Linked DNA regions of Homo sapiens: all the other regions are linked to region 1. Evidence: chromatin contacts called from ENCODE Hi-C or POLR2A ChIA-PET data. All regions are on one chromosome and are shown on one strand. The core of a region is the stretch at or near the end of the contact, and the rest is flanking DNA. Distances in the headings are between cores, read along the strand shown. Region 1 holds the start of SKIL (SKI like proto-oncogene). Region 2 overlaps FNDC3B (fibronectin type III domain containing 3B). Region 3 overlaps FNDC3B (fibronectin type III domain containing 3B). Region 4 holds the start of FNDC3B (fibronectin type III domain containing 3B). Region 5 overlaps PLD1 (phospholipase D1).

Region 1 (2,613 bases), core at 43-2,542:
AGATAGGAGTTAACATATCTACCATATGTAACTAAGTTACAATTTTAAGTGGATTAATTCAGCTAGTCCGTGTACACTATTTTTCTGGAATGACTGCAGGCAAAAATTAACTTTCTCTTAAAAAAAGGTTAGCGATTTTACTTAATGGAAGCCAAAAGCTATAGACTCCACGCCTGGGAATCTCCATCCTTCAACAAGACTAATCCGGGACAAAAAGCACAAGGCAGACAAACCTCACAAAGAATGCAAATGGAGGAAGAGGGAAAAAGAAAAGACTCTTTTTCCACTTCCTTCTTGAGAGAAAAGCCAAAAGAAATCCAATAAATAGAAATTTTTGCTTCCCAAACTCTCAGCACTTTACCTTAAAACAGACCCAAAGGATTAAGGACCAATGCCACCAACCATCGTACAGACTTTCGTCCACCACAGGAACACACCTTACTCAACACAGGCCAAGGAAGAGAGCAAGAGGCATGACCTAGAATGGGGGAGCCCCTAAAACCCTGAAGTCCTCCGCCCACTCAAAGCCACCCACCTATCTCTAACCCGGAGAGAGGGAGAACAAGGGACACGGGAAGCCTGGGGGTGGGTGTGCAAGGGGGTGGAGGGAAGTAAAGGGAGGAGTCCCCCCACCCCCACCGGCGAGCCTGGGATAACCCCAAGTGCCCTCCCAACACCGCCCCCCCGCGGGGGCCGCGGGAAGGACTGTGGAAATCCACCCCCCCGCGCACCCTCTCCCTGGGAAGTTCTCGGGTGTCACCTCAGCGCCCCTAATGCTGCACCTCCCCGCGCCAGCCCCGGGCCAGAACGAAGAGGACACCAGGGCAGTTTAGGCGCCGGGCGCGGATCCCTGCGCCGCCGGGGGCTGACGGACCGGGTCGAGACCAGGGCATCCCCGCGGAGCGCTGCTGGACTGGGGGAGGGGGGCGGTGACGGGCGTCCGGGTCTCCGGGGTCCCCGCGGCTCCCGTCAACTACAGCGCCCTGCCCTGCCGGCGCCCACCGCCTGGGGCCAACGAAGCGTGATCAGCCGTGGAACACCCGCCTAGCGACCCCCTCTGGCCCCGACCCCACCCGGGACCCGCGCATCCAAACCCCCTACTCGGGCCTCGGTGCCCGGGTAAGCTCGACGAGCTTTGTGAATTCCCCACCGCCCCTGTCGCCGCCGTCGGGCTCCTAGGAGGGTGAGCGCCTCTGGCCTCCCGCCGCCTCCGCCGCGTCGCCGCCGTAAGCCGGAGCCGCACCTGTGCCCGCCGCCGCCGCCGTCGCCGCTCGCCCGCTCCCTTCGGCTGTGCCGGCGCGGCTCCGAACCCCACACACATCGCTACACACAGCCCTCTGACGTCACCGAGTCCTCGGCCCGCCCACGTCACTGCGGAGACACACAGCTTCCCGCAGACGCCGCCGCCGTCTCCGGCCGCCCGGGGGAGAGCGAGGGCGGCGGGGAGGGGGAGGGGAAGGGAACGGAGCCAGCGGCGGCGCCGCGCGCGCGGGCCCGCCGGCGTCGTCGCCGCCGCCGCCACTTCGCGGCTCCCGGCCCCCTCGTGGACGCGCGTGCCGTCTGGCCTATTGTGGCTCCTCAGAGCGCCCCCCTGGCCCCGTCGTCTCGCGCGCGTGCCCCTCCCCCCAGGCGCGCGCCCGGCGCTTCTGGCCCCGCGCGCCGTCTGGGAAGCTGGCGCGCGGCGCTGTCTGCGGTGCACCCGGCGCAGACAGGATGTTCCCTCCCCACCCCACCCTCACCGCCGCCCTCCCTCCTTCCTTCCTCTAGTCGCCCAGCCGGCTGTCTGGGGCCACCGCCCCGCCCCCGCCCCACCCGCCGCTCTGTGGTGATGGGCCAGACGCGGGGGCGCCCTGGCCGCTCGGACGCCGCGCAGCGGGGAAGAGGGGGCAGGGCAGCCGCGCGGTGCACTGTGCGCGACCCCAGCAGCCGGCAGGGCGGAGGCAGTGCCCGCCCGGCAGAGTGCCGCCGCCCGAGGTCAGGCACGGGCGACCCTCCCCCTGCGGGGCCGCAGCTGGGCCGCCCCGCCCCGGAGGCAGCCGGGCGGCGGCCGCCCTGCAGGGCCCCCGGGGCCGGCTCTGCTCCCCGCCCCCGCGGGACCTCCCTCCTGGGCTGCCCCTCGCCCCCGCGGGGCCTCCTGCCCGAGGGCCGCCCAGCCAGCTGCCGGCGCTCCGCCCCGCCCCGGCGGCCCCGGCCTCGCCCGGGCGGCCTCCACCCAGACGCCTTCCCCTGGCTGACCTCCATCCGCCATCGGGCCGGGCGGGAGGGGTGGCCAAAGTTCCGGCAAAACCGAGAGCAAACATTTCTGTCCCTACTCCCCAGCCTCCTGCCTCCACCCCACCAGGCTGCTCTCTCGGTTCCAGAAGGGAGCTATAAATTAAAGGTTTTTACAGTGTTTACTGAGGGTGTTTTTTTGTGTGTGTGTTTTTTTGGAGAGGGACGAGACGAGGTAGGGAAGATAGGACTCAAGAGCTTTCCGGCTGTGACCCTCTGAGGCGTGTAGGGTGGTCTTCCTGGTTCCCAGGGTAGCCGATTAGCATATTGAACTCTGCAGAGCTGCTCCGTCACATTTCGAAACACCAAGAAATCCCCTTTTCTCCACCCCACCACAAGATC
Region 2 (2,613 bases), core at 53-2,552, 1.8 Mb before region 1:
TTACTATTTATTTATTTATTTATTTATTTATTTATTTATTTATTTATTTTGAGATGGAGGCTCACTCTGTCACCAGACTGGAGTGCAGTGGCACGATCTCGGCTCACTGCAACCTTCACCTCCCAGGTTCAAGCGATTCTCCTCCCTCAGCCTCCAGAGTAGCTGGGACTACAGGTGTGTGCCACCACGCCCAGCTAATTTTTGTATTTTTAGTTGAGACAAGGTTTCACCATGTTGGCCAGGATGGTCTCAATCTCTTGACCTCATGATCCGCCCGCCTCGGCCTCCCAAAGTGCTGGGATTATAGGCATGAGCCACCGCCCCAACCCTCATTTACTAAAGCATAATTTGTTCCTGGGTCTGACACAGAGTTTACCGAGAATTTATTACTATACATAAACGCTATAATTTCCAACAGCAAGAAAACATAAAATATTAATAAAATTAACGAGTAACCTAAAATATTTGTTAATAACACAAAAATAAATACAAAGTTTGGGAAAAAGTTGATGTATCTTTAAGGATTAAATAGCCTAACATTTTCTAAGGTATTCCCATCCTATTCTCCCCCAAAATAAAGTTATTAAAAGCATGAATATAATGATTCCCTCATGCATTTTTACAGGTAAGAGAAGCTAATCCATATATTGGACTTTTTCAGAATTACTGTTTTTGGAAACACACTCATGCCTGTATTCATTATCTTAAATTGAGGAACTAAGAGTGAAAATAACTAAATTTAACTACCTTTTCAGAACAACAAAAATAAATAACTTCTCTAAATTACCTAAGAGAATTTTTCCATCATTTTATCTTCAGCAGTACTATCACTGTCTGAATGTTTGTGTCCCCTACCCCAGCGCAAATTCATACATTGAAATTCTAACCCCAAAGGTGATGGTATTAGAAGGGGTGGTACTAGAAGGGGTGACTGGATCATGAGGGACACTAATCCCCATTCATGAGGGATTAGTGTCCTTATAAAGGAGGCCCAAGAAGACCCCTAGGCCTTTCAGCCACGTGAGGACACAGAGAGAAACTGCCATCTATGAACCAGAAAGCAGGCCTTCCTCAAACACCAAAGAAGCTAGTATCTTGATCTTGGATTTCCCAGCCTCCAGAACTGTAGGAAATAGATTTCCGTTGTTAATAAGCCACCCGGTCTCTGGTATTTTTGTTATAGCAGCCCAGACAGACTAAGACAAGTATCAGGAAATGACTTTCCTTCAGTCTGAATGCCTCCTGCATGCAGGATAGGCTCTGGGATACAAAGATGACTAAGCTTTGACCCTTGCCCTTGAAGAACTTAATCCAGTCTTCCTTAAAGACACTTGTAACATGAACTTTTCTATTTCAGGTTGGAAGTGCAAGAACAAGAGTAAAAAATACAGAAAGAATAAAGCAGGAACTGAAAGACTACAAGCTGTGAAATAGCCTGTGGCCAACCACTGAGGTAATGCGACACTGCTCGCTTTTCTGAATTATCTGACATGCAAAGATCTGTGACATTTAAAGAACTCTAAGCAGTGGTACCTTCAGAGATGACATTTTAATCATTGTTTAACAAGCCTAAAGGGCAGAAGGGTTGAGGAGTTAAACTGCGATTGCATAACTTTTAAACATGTTATTTTGAAGTGTTAGAATTTAAACGTGAAGACATCTAAAAAATCCTAATAACTCCAGTTCGCATAGGCTTTCTGAAATGCTTTAAAAATGATTAGCTAACAAAAAATGAAGGGGGGGTCAATGCCCACCCATAATAAAGAGCGAAAGCTTAGTAATCACTCCTATTTATTGGGCCCCTACTATGACTCAGAAATTGTTCTTAGTGCTCTGTACACAATAACTCATTTAATCACAGCAATCCTTCCAGAGAGAAATTACTATTCCAGCTCTACAGATAAGGAAACTGAGGTGTAGAGAAGTTAAGGAACTAATTTTACAATATACATCTAATGTGCAGGGGATTTTTGAGCCAGGCAATCTCACTCCAAAATCTATAATGATCTTCCCAATATATAGCCCTGACTGCTTCTTGGTACTGCCTAAGAAACAGAATGCACTAAATAAAAATTTTAACAAGTATGGAAACAAGTTTTTTTTTTTTGAGACGCAGTCTCACTCTGTCTCCCAGGCTGGAGTGCAATGGCACGATCTCAGCTCACTGCAACCTCCATCTCCCAGGTTCAAGTGATCCTCCTGTCTCAAGCCTCCTGAGTAGCTGGGATTACAGGTGCCAACCACCAAGCCCAGCTAATTTTTGTATTTTGGTATTTAGGGGGAAATAGAGATGGGGTTTCACCATGTTGGCCAGGCTGGACTTAAACTCCTGACCTCAGGTGATCTGCCCCACCTTGGCCTCCCAAAGTGTCGGGATTACAGGCGTGAGCCACTATGCCCAGCCAGAAGTATGGAATTCAATGAAAATGTAAAAGGAGGCACATTAGAAAAACTGCTTTGTTGGATAAAATAAGAGGATACAGCCTTCTCTGAATATAGCTGCTCAGGCGTGGTGCAAGAGTGAACGGCTGTTATTCAAAAGAAAACCAACAACTAAAAATCTACAACAAAATTTACTTTAAATTCATGGAACACTGGACCCATTGTTTTAGC
Region 3 (2,613 bases), core at 114-2,613, 1.8 Mb before region 1:
CCAGGTTCTGCAAGTGTGGGATAAGGTAGATGGATCCCCCAGACCCAGGCCCACAAAGGCCTTACAGAAGTAGGATAGAAGAGTATGGGGACTGACACAGATGTGCAAAACCATCTCTTTTCATAAGGCATTTTACCCCCCAAATAAACCAAAGAAGTCCACTGGCACAAGGAGATCATTATATTTGCTTTTGAAAACTTCATAGACAACTTTAGGTGAGATGCCTGAATCTTTTTCTCTACTACGTGATGGACTTTCCACCTCATACAGTGTTCAGTGGTTACTAGAAATGACTGGGAAGGGATGGAGGAAGGGGAGACAGGGAGGCTGTATGTACAAACACTCCTGAGAAAGATCAAGTGGGAACATATGAACATCATACACTCCTAAGTTTCAATTCAACCACCCAACAGTCACACCGTTGATCATGGAGAAAACAGAAGAAATAATAAAAGTGAATAAAGGCCACTGTGAGCCCAGCAGTCTCACTTAGCCATAACCAGTATTGCTGATCTTTTCCCTCAGCCACCAGCTTGCTAGAATCCAAGGCCTTCGGCCGGGCGCGGGGCTCACGCCTGTAATCCCAGCACTTTGGGAGGCCGAGGCGGGCGGATCACGAGGTCAGGAGATCGAGACCATCCCGGCTAAAACGGTGAAACCCCGTCTCTACTAAAAATACAAAAAAATTAGCCGGGCGCAGTGGCGGGCGCCTGTAGTCCCAGCTACTTGGGAGGCTGAGGCAGGAGAATGGCGTGAACCCGGGAGGCGGAGCTTGCAGGGAGCCGAGATCCCACCACTGCACTCCAGCCTGGGTGACAGAGCAAGACTCCGTCTCAAAAAAAAAAAAAAAAAAAGAATCCAAGGCCTTCTTTGTAATCCCTAACAGTTTCACCAGAGATAAACCAGACTTCATCCTGACAAGAATATAAGGTAACAGATTCAGCTAGATGGGGCCTACATGCAGCCAACGATGTTTAAATCCCCATTTCTGTGCTCCATGCACACACAGAGAGTACTTTTATTTGCCTAGAATGCAAGAGACATACAAAGAAATGAATTATTTCGAGGCAAGGAACTGCCCAACTACTTAAAAGCCAACTGCCTGCCAAGCTGTCCCTTAAAATGATCATAAAATAGAAATGACTTAGTCTATGCTCCATAGAAAACAGACTAGAGAAAAGGCAAGGAGGAAAAGCATAAAAGCATGAAAACATAAAACTTAGCGTTCACAGTAGTATCTTTTTGGTTATTCCCCAGGCATGAAAAGGGAAACGTAGTGAGTGTTCCCAGTAGAAAGTCACAGATTCAGGTTGTGAAGTGGGGAAACCACATTGCAAAACCATCAACAGTTAAAGCAGGTTAAGTCAGGCCAGGAGGCCTGGGAAGGCTTGTCATGAGCAGTCATCACTCTATAGTCACAGCAACCCAAAAGTGAACCTCCTCTGTTTTAACCAGTAACTGAGACAAAACTACACGTGGACTTAACTCTCAACAGGGTGGCTCAACTCAGCTGTGAGGAGACCTCAGGAATACCTACCTGATGAAAGCCGACAAGGCTTTTCAATGGAATTAAAAGAGGAAGCAATGGATGTGGAAGGCTTTCATCCATACAGTTAACTTTAAGAACTAAAGCTTACTCTATTTGTTTGTAATGATTGCGAATGGAAATTACACATGTTCTTCATTAAAGAGCAGGCTGGCCACAGCTTTTTTCTTAGGGATTTCAGGACAGTTTATAAGAATACTGTATTCAGTCATAAGGTGATGGATGAGGATGTTACTGAAACATTTTGACCTTACATATACAGAGCTATTATCACCCCACCTCTACTTTTTTTTTTTCTTTTTTTTGAGACAGAGTCTCACTCTGTTGCCCAGGATGGAGTGCAGTGGCGTGATCTCAGCTCACCACAAACTCCGCCTCCTGGGTTCAAGCTATTCTCCTGCCTCAGCCTCCCGAGTAGCTGGGACTACAGGCACGTGCCACCATGCCCAACTATTTTTTGTATTTTTAGTAGAGACGGGGTTTCACTATGTTGACCAAGCTGGTCTCGAACTCCTGACCTTGTGATCCGCCCGCCTCGGCCTCCCAATAAGTTCTTATGCTTAATTTTAATGTTTTTTTTTCTTTCTCTTTTCTTCATTAACCACACTCCCTCCAGTCTCAGGGCCTTTTCCTAAATTTGCTGTCTTAAATTTTCTTTGGGCTGAGCGGCCAGATTGTCAGTTACATACACACACAGAGAGGAGTCCCTGAGTACAGTTTCAGAAGTTCCTCGTGCGCTTTGTGCAGTCTTCCTTTTCACCACCAGCTGATCATCAGCTGTGAAGGTAGCTGAGCAGGCCAGATGTGTGATCTCTGGATAACCGCACTGTAACTCATTTTCATCTTAGTCAAAAAGTCTCAGTAGAAACCACCCTGACTAACACTCATCTTCTTGGTCTGGGTTCCTTCTTTCCTAGACAGATGTGTATCTGAGCTGGCCAAATCTATCACAGGACTCAGGCATTTTGGTCAAGGCTGTACCACATCCACACTGTCCCCCAACACACCACGGAGATGTGATCATGAATCCATTCTTGAAATCAACTACCCTTTACAAATGAAGAAAT
Region 4 (2,613 bases), core at 43-2,542, 1.7 Mb before region 1:
AGACGGCGGGCCCGGGTCCTCCGGTTCCCACGGGACGCCGGGACCCGGACCTCTGGGAAAGTTCGCGGGCACAGCCCGAGGCCCCACTTTCTGCCGAGAGTGACAGGCCCTTCCCACGCCTGCCGGCCCCAGCCCAGCCGCGGGCACCAGACGGTCCGCGCGGCCCCTCCTGGCCGCCTCGGGGCGCAGATTCCGCCCGCCCGCCCTATCCCCGGCCGAGGCGCCCCTCGGGGTGACCGACTGACCGGAGCTCCGCTGGCCCACACACCGGGTCGCCCGCTCCTTCCCGCCGCGCCCCGCTCCCCCGCCCGAGCTTCCAGCCGCCGGCTCGCCAAGTCCGGCCGCGGCCGCCGGTTACCGCCCCCAGCCCGGGGGGAGCCCGGGGGGCAGGACGGGGAGGAGGACGTGGCGTGCTCGGAGGTGGCCAGCAGCGGGGCGGGGAGTGTCCCGGAGAGGCCCAGCCGGGGACGGGGGGGCCAGGCCGGCGCGGGCTCGGGACCCTCCCCGCGAGCATCCCCGGGTTCGAGGCCCCCGACCGCCCCCGCCGGCGCGGAGAGGCGGCCCCAACTTCCAGCCCCACTTCGCACTCCCGCCCTCTTCCCTCCACCATATGGAAATCTACAGCCTCAGAAAGTGACACGTCGAAGATTCCTCGGCCTCGCCGCCCGCCCTCCCCCTCCTGGGCAGCGTTCCTGCCGCGGAGATTCCGGGAGGGGGAGCGGATTCCTCGGACAAAATCTGCTGGGAAGGCTGGGGGTGGGGGGAGGCCGCGAGCCACTGCCCAATTTTTTTTAAGAGGAATCTACCCGTTTCTTTCACTCCTCCAAACCCTGAGGCAGGGGGCACAGGCGGGGGACCCCAGCCCAGCAAGGCGGGGGCCGCCCCCTCCCGGGTCCCGTGTTCCCGGGGTGCCCAGGCGAGCACGGGGCGCCCCAGCACTCCGGCGCCAAGTTTTTGCCGGGAAGCCCAGGGCGCTCCCGGGACAGGGACGCACTTTGGCGGACTCGGCGTCAGGCCGGGGCTTTCCAGTGCACCGGGACCCGGCGATCGCGCTCGGGGTCCCGGTCTCCTCTAGTCCCCGGCTCTTGCACGCCTTACCTTCCCTAGGGCTGAAACGCGGGGCTCTGGGCGCGCCACACACCGGGTCGCCCACGCCTTCCCAGCCGGCAGCCTGGAGGATCCCTGCCGCCCCCTTCGCTGCTCCCGCCGCCGCCGCTCTCCTCCTCCAGCCGCCGCCGCCGCCGCTCAAATAACTACCAGGAGGGTTTGATGGGGGATTCCGCCATGTCAATGATGTCGGGACCACATGGGGATTTGGGGCCCGCCCATTACCGTAAACCGCCGAATATACCGGCCGCCACAATCGCAGACTCGCAGAAGCTGTTGTCCCCCGGCCCTGCCTAGCTAAGCAGAAACTCCTTTTGGTTCAGCCAGACTAAAGAAACCTGAGGCTTAGGGAACTAACAACTCCTGAATGGCGAGGGCTGCGCGTTCTGCAGATCGCCAAAGTAATATAAAGGCAATGTTTACTCAGTGATAATTAAGCCTAAAACTGACTTTTTTTCATTTACACATATATTTCGCTTTTTGTTGTTGTTAACCCCCACAGCAACCTTGTGAGCTATATTACTCCCACATTTCCCACAGCATTTTATTCATACAACTAACATAGTATGAGCAATTTTTATTATACTTAAGTTAAAATCTCTCTTTCCTCTTTCTTTTTGTTTTTTGTTTTTTGTTGTTGTTGTTGTTTGTTTTGGGGACTGCAGGCACGGGGCAGGCATGAGCCACCGCACCCTTTTTTTTTTTTTTTTTTTTTCCTTTTTTGGAAGAGAGGGGGTCTCAATAGGTTGCCCAGGCTGGTCTGGAACTCTGTCGCTCAAGTGATTCTCCCGCCTTGGCCTCCCAAAGTGTTGAGATTACAGGCGTGAGCCAACTCACCCAGCCTTATTTCACAATGCGTTTCTCAGGGACAAAGACTGTTTCTTACTTTTATCTTTATATCCGTAAAATATAGCACAGTGCAAGGACCACAATAGGACTCATTAAATAACTGTTGAGTTCATATTAAGTCAAATGTAATGTATTTCTGTTGTACAGGCTCTAAGAGGTTAACAGACTGCATCCCATGCCACCCCTCAGATTATTCAGGAGACAAGAGAGCAAAAGTTAGCCTAGAGAAGCCCCTTCCATCCATAGCTGTCCAGGTATTCTGAATAGCTACATTCAGCCTCAACTATTAAGCTACAAAGGAGCATTCAGGGAGTCACTAGAGACAATGTATTACTTTTGTTAACCTAAAAAATAATAATAGCAGTACATAATACTCTGTTAAAGTCTAAAGAACACTAAGAAATAGCTCCTTCCTTCCCTTGTTCATTTGCCATTCTTTTGGGGAGATTTTAGCCTTTTTTTTTTTTTTTTGGAGGCAATGGTGAGTCCAGAGAAATGGGGACCTCTCTCCTAAATGGCTTATTTACTGTGGAGCTCCTCAAAGGGGAACTTGAAGCCATCTTTCTATAACATAACTCCAATTCTAGGTCATAGTCCTGCATGAGAAGCCGGGGCGGGGGGTAGGCAGTAGTTCCTTAGTGCCAATAGGGTACAATC
Region 5 (2,613 bases), core at 45-2,544, 1.4 Mb before region 1:
AAGTGGAGACAGATTACGAAATGTCTTCAGACCCTGCCAGCATGAGGGTTCAAATGATGTCTAGTCAGTGGAGATCACGCAAATTTCACTGGTTTGTGTTCCCACGTGGATCCGTAGGACCTTCAATGCAAGTCTCCTTCAGGTATTCCTGGTGGTATCTTGGCATTGTCTCACATGTGTTTTGAGAGCCCCACTTCCTTGGGGAGTCTTCCGCTTTGGCTTCCTTGTTGATGACCGTGGGCCAAAGGGCTTTGTGTGTGAGGCTCCACCTCAGCCATAGCTGGTGTCCTCCTGAAGAGGATTTATGCCAAAAGGAGTCACATGCCAGGACTTGTTTTTTTCAAGTTTGCAAATCTGGGGGGAGGGTGGGGCTCTAGAAAGATGCTGGAACCTGGTATGTGCCCTGCAGAAATGTCCTTGACTCCTTTTGTCACCAGGAGCCTAAATTTACTGTGTTTCTCTGTGACTCACAGAGGCAGGGGGAAAGACAATCCTCTCCACTTCTTCCTGCAGCTACTTGCTCCATCAGCCTCAGCCAGTCTGGGGCTGGGCAGGGAAACAGGCCCTCTTCCTTCTCCTGGTTTGTCCCCTGGTTTGCTCAGCGAGACCTTCGTGTCTGAGGGCCCCCTTCTCACCTTGCAGATCAGCTGGTGTGGTACTGAATGCCTGATGGATGGCCAGGGGCCCCTGATCCATCTGCATTCCCAGAATATAAGAATCTCATTTGGGGCCACCCAGCCCCCACTACTCTTAGTATATGAAATAAGGTGGAATAGATAAGAGGATGGAACTGGCCCCTGGGTGCATGATGGGGCCAATAACGGAGGTACAGGGTGCATATGTGGCTGGGCTGTGAGACAGGGAAAGAGGATGGAATTGAGATGCAAGGTAGAAAAGCATGACTATGTTCAGTTTGGGACTTGATGAAATAGATACTGGTAGGACAGTTCACTAGGCACTGGGCCTTCAGGAGAAAGAGAAGAAAGGAATGGTGGCATTGGGAGTAGTAAAGCTGTGGGTATGAATGAGTATCTATGAGACTCACCTCCCTGTGAGGACATAGAATGAGGAGACACAGTCTACAGGTAGACTAGGTCGAGTTCAGAAGCCTGAAGAACACCAGTGTTTAAGGGATGGTGTTGGGAAAGGGAGCCAGGCCAGCCAGAGAGGAATGTTCCGGAACTCTGAAAGGAAGGAAATGGCAGGAACAAAGGAGCTGGGGCACAACAGTGGTGACTCACACTGGGAACACTTCGGCCCATTGTGTTTATGCTTATAGTTTCCCAAGTTTATCTTTTCAGGGTTATGATTACGTTAACCTCACCTCCCTCCCTCCCTCTAAAACAAAACAAAAAAAAAGGAGTGAAAGACTCTTCAGTATTATGAATGGCCCCAGGTGAGGAAGACATCTGACACGTTTATATCATGTCAATACTTCGATCCAGCCTTTTACAGTCAGTGTGAGGAGAAAACACATTTACTTGAAGCTAAAGGAATAGGAAGTGTCAGCTTTTTCCTGTTTGATGTTTCTTGTTGTGTTTTCCATATTAATCACTTCATTTTCCCCTTGGTCACAGGCCTGATATTTTTTTCCCTACACATGTCAGCTGCCTAGTGTGTCAGGCAGTTTTTCACCGTGATATAGAGACACAATAGAGCTGGAGCTGGCAAGGTGACTGCCAGAAATGTGTGTCACTCTTGATGGTTATGTTCACGAGCATCCAGAAAGCCCAGTGCTCCTGAACTGAATTATAGGCTTTGAAATGACCATGTGGTTTGCATTCGGCAAAAAAATATACCCCAGACATGTGCAAGGGTTGTTGGTTTGGGGAAAATTAGATGACTCCAACATGAAAAGACAGAGCCTATCTAAAGAGATAGGCTAGTGTGAGGTTTTTTTACAGCACAAATCTGTTGAATAAGTGGATTTGGATGTAACCACAGGCTTGCCATATGAAATTCTATTCCATGGGAATTAAAGTTTGTGGCTTTGTGAAGGCATTTGTTGCAGACTATGAAAAGTTCTCATATTCTTTTGCCAAAACACAGAAACATGGAGAAATACGAAAAAGCTTTTACTGTGGCTGTCTCCTCTAATCCTCTTAAACACTTAATGTGTCCTATGTACATAGCAGTGAAATTAAATACAGCTATTCCTGATAACGTAGCAACTTAGATGTAAAAGTCTACTGCTAAGGGAATAGGAAGACTAAAGAAAACAATTCTTATATCAGTTAGGAATTGTGTTTCACTACAAGTATCAGAGCCCCCAGGTAGTGGCTTTATTTCTCATGTATAAACAGTCCAGAAGTAGTCCGTTGGGAGCTGGCATGACGGCTCTAGAAGTCATCAGTCTCTAGAGCTCTCCAATCTGCCACCTCCAGGATGTGGCCCTTGTCTGAGATGGCTGCTGGGGCTCTCAACATCATATTTACATTACAGACAGAGAATAGAGGAAGAGGAGCATGCCAGCTTCCTTTGCAGGCCCTGTCTCATAATTCCAGTACTCCCAATTACATCTCATTGGCCAGAGCTTAGTAACATAGCCACACCTCACTGTGCATCTCTAAATTATCATAAATCTCATTTTTTGAAAAATTAACTCACAATCTT

The links. Hi-C counts contacts between places; a loop is a spot of excess contacts on that map. ChIA-PET counts read pairs that join two places held with the same protein, here RNA polymerase II (POLR2A). Pooled maps may share reads with other maps.
Region 2: a pooled map shows a loop between it and region 1 (5-fold over the local background). The contact joins the enhancer-like site here to the promoter of SKIL in region 1. A Hi-C loop is called at or near these places in 3 of 37 single-sample maps with no recorded cell type and 4 of 50 pooled maps. POLR2A ChIA-PET finds 5 or more read pairs at or near these places in 1 of 52 experiments (CD4-positive, alpha-beta memory T cell).
Region 3: a map of naive thymus-derived CD4-positive, alpha-beta T cell shows a loop between it and region 1 (5-fold over the local background). The contact joins the enhancer-like site here to the promoter of SKIL in region 1. A Hi-C loop is called at or near these places in 2 of 168 maps with a recorded cell type or tissue (both naive thymus-derived CD4-positive, alpha-beta T cell), 4 of 37 single-sample maps with no recorded cell type and 11 of 50 pooled maps. POLR2A ChIA-PET finds 5 or more read pairs at or near these places in 1 of 52 experiments (activated CD4-positive, alpha-beta T cell).
Region 4: a map of CD8-positive, alpha-beta T cell shows a loop between it and region 1 (10-fold over the local background). The contact joins the promoter of FNDC3B here to the promoter of SKIL in region 1. A Hi-C loop is called at or near these places in 3 of 168 maps with a recorded cell type or tissue (CD8-positive, alpha-beta T cell and naive thymus-derived CD4-positive, alpha-beta T cell), 1 of 37 single-sample maps with no recorded cell type and 12 of 50 pooled maps. POLR2A ChIA-PET finds 5 or more read pairs at or near these places in 1 of 52 experiments (CD4-positive, alpha-beta T cell).
Region 5: a map with no recorded cell type shows a loop between it and region 1 (3-fold over the local background). The contact joins the enhancer-like site here to the promoter of SKIL in region 1. A Hi-C loop is called at or near these places in 1 of 168 maps with a recorded cell type or tissue (GM12878), 2 of 37 single-sample maps with no recorded cell type and 7 of 50 pooled maps.

The regions. Positions count from the first base shown.
Region 1 is chr3:170,356,394-170,359,006 of GRCh38, reverse strand. SKIL (SKI like proto-oncogene) reads right to left here and starts at 1,292. Exons shown (of 7, transcript NM_005414.5): 1 at 1,244-1,292. RefSeq lists silencers at 710-779, 870-999, 1,050-1,279, 1,440-2,339.
Region 2 is chr3:172,141,345-172,143,957 of GRCh38, reverse strand. The region is part of intron 3 of FNDC3B (fibronectin type III domain containing 3B); the gene reads right to left. Among named protein-coding and RNA genes, the nearest start is that of FNDC3B, 100 kb to the right of the region's middle. RefSeq lists an enhancer at 1,382-1,431. Within about 2 kb of position 1,302, at least 11 of the 41 ENCODE cell types and tissues checked have a DNase peak (open chromatin) inside an H3K27ac peak, as active enhancers do.
Region 3 is chr3:172,107,406-172,110,018 of GRCh38, reverse strand. All of the region lies in intron 1 of FNDC3B (fibronectin type III domain containing 3B), which reads right to left. Among named protein-coding and RNA genes, the nearest start is that of FNDC3B, 69 kb to the right of the region's middle. Within about 2 kb of position 1,363, at least 4 of the 41 ENCODE cell types and tissues checked have a DNase peak (open chromatin) inside an H3K27ac peak, as active enhancers do.
Region 4 is chr3:172,038,257-172,040,869 of GRCh38, reverse strand. FNDC3B (fibronectin type III domain containing 3B) reads right to left here and starts at 1,292. Exons shown (of 26, transcript NM_022763.4): 1 at 1,099-1,292. RefSeq lists silencers at 1-309, 370-619, 800-899, 1,040-1,219 and enhancers at 138-804, 805-1,472.
Region 5 is chr3:171,790,517-171,793,129 of GRCh38, reverse strand. The region is part of intron 1 of PLD1 (phospholipase D1); the gene reads left to right. Among named protein-coding and RNA genes, the nearest start is that of PLD1, 19 kb to the left of the region's middle. Within about 2 kb of position 1,294, at least 6 of the 41 ENCODE cell types and tissues checked have a DNase peak (open chromatin) inside an H3K27ac peak, as active enhancers do.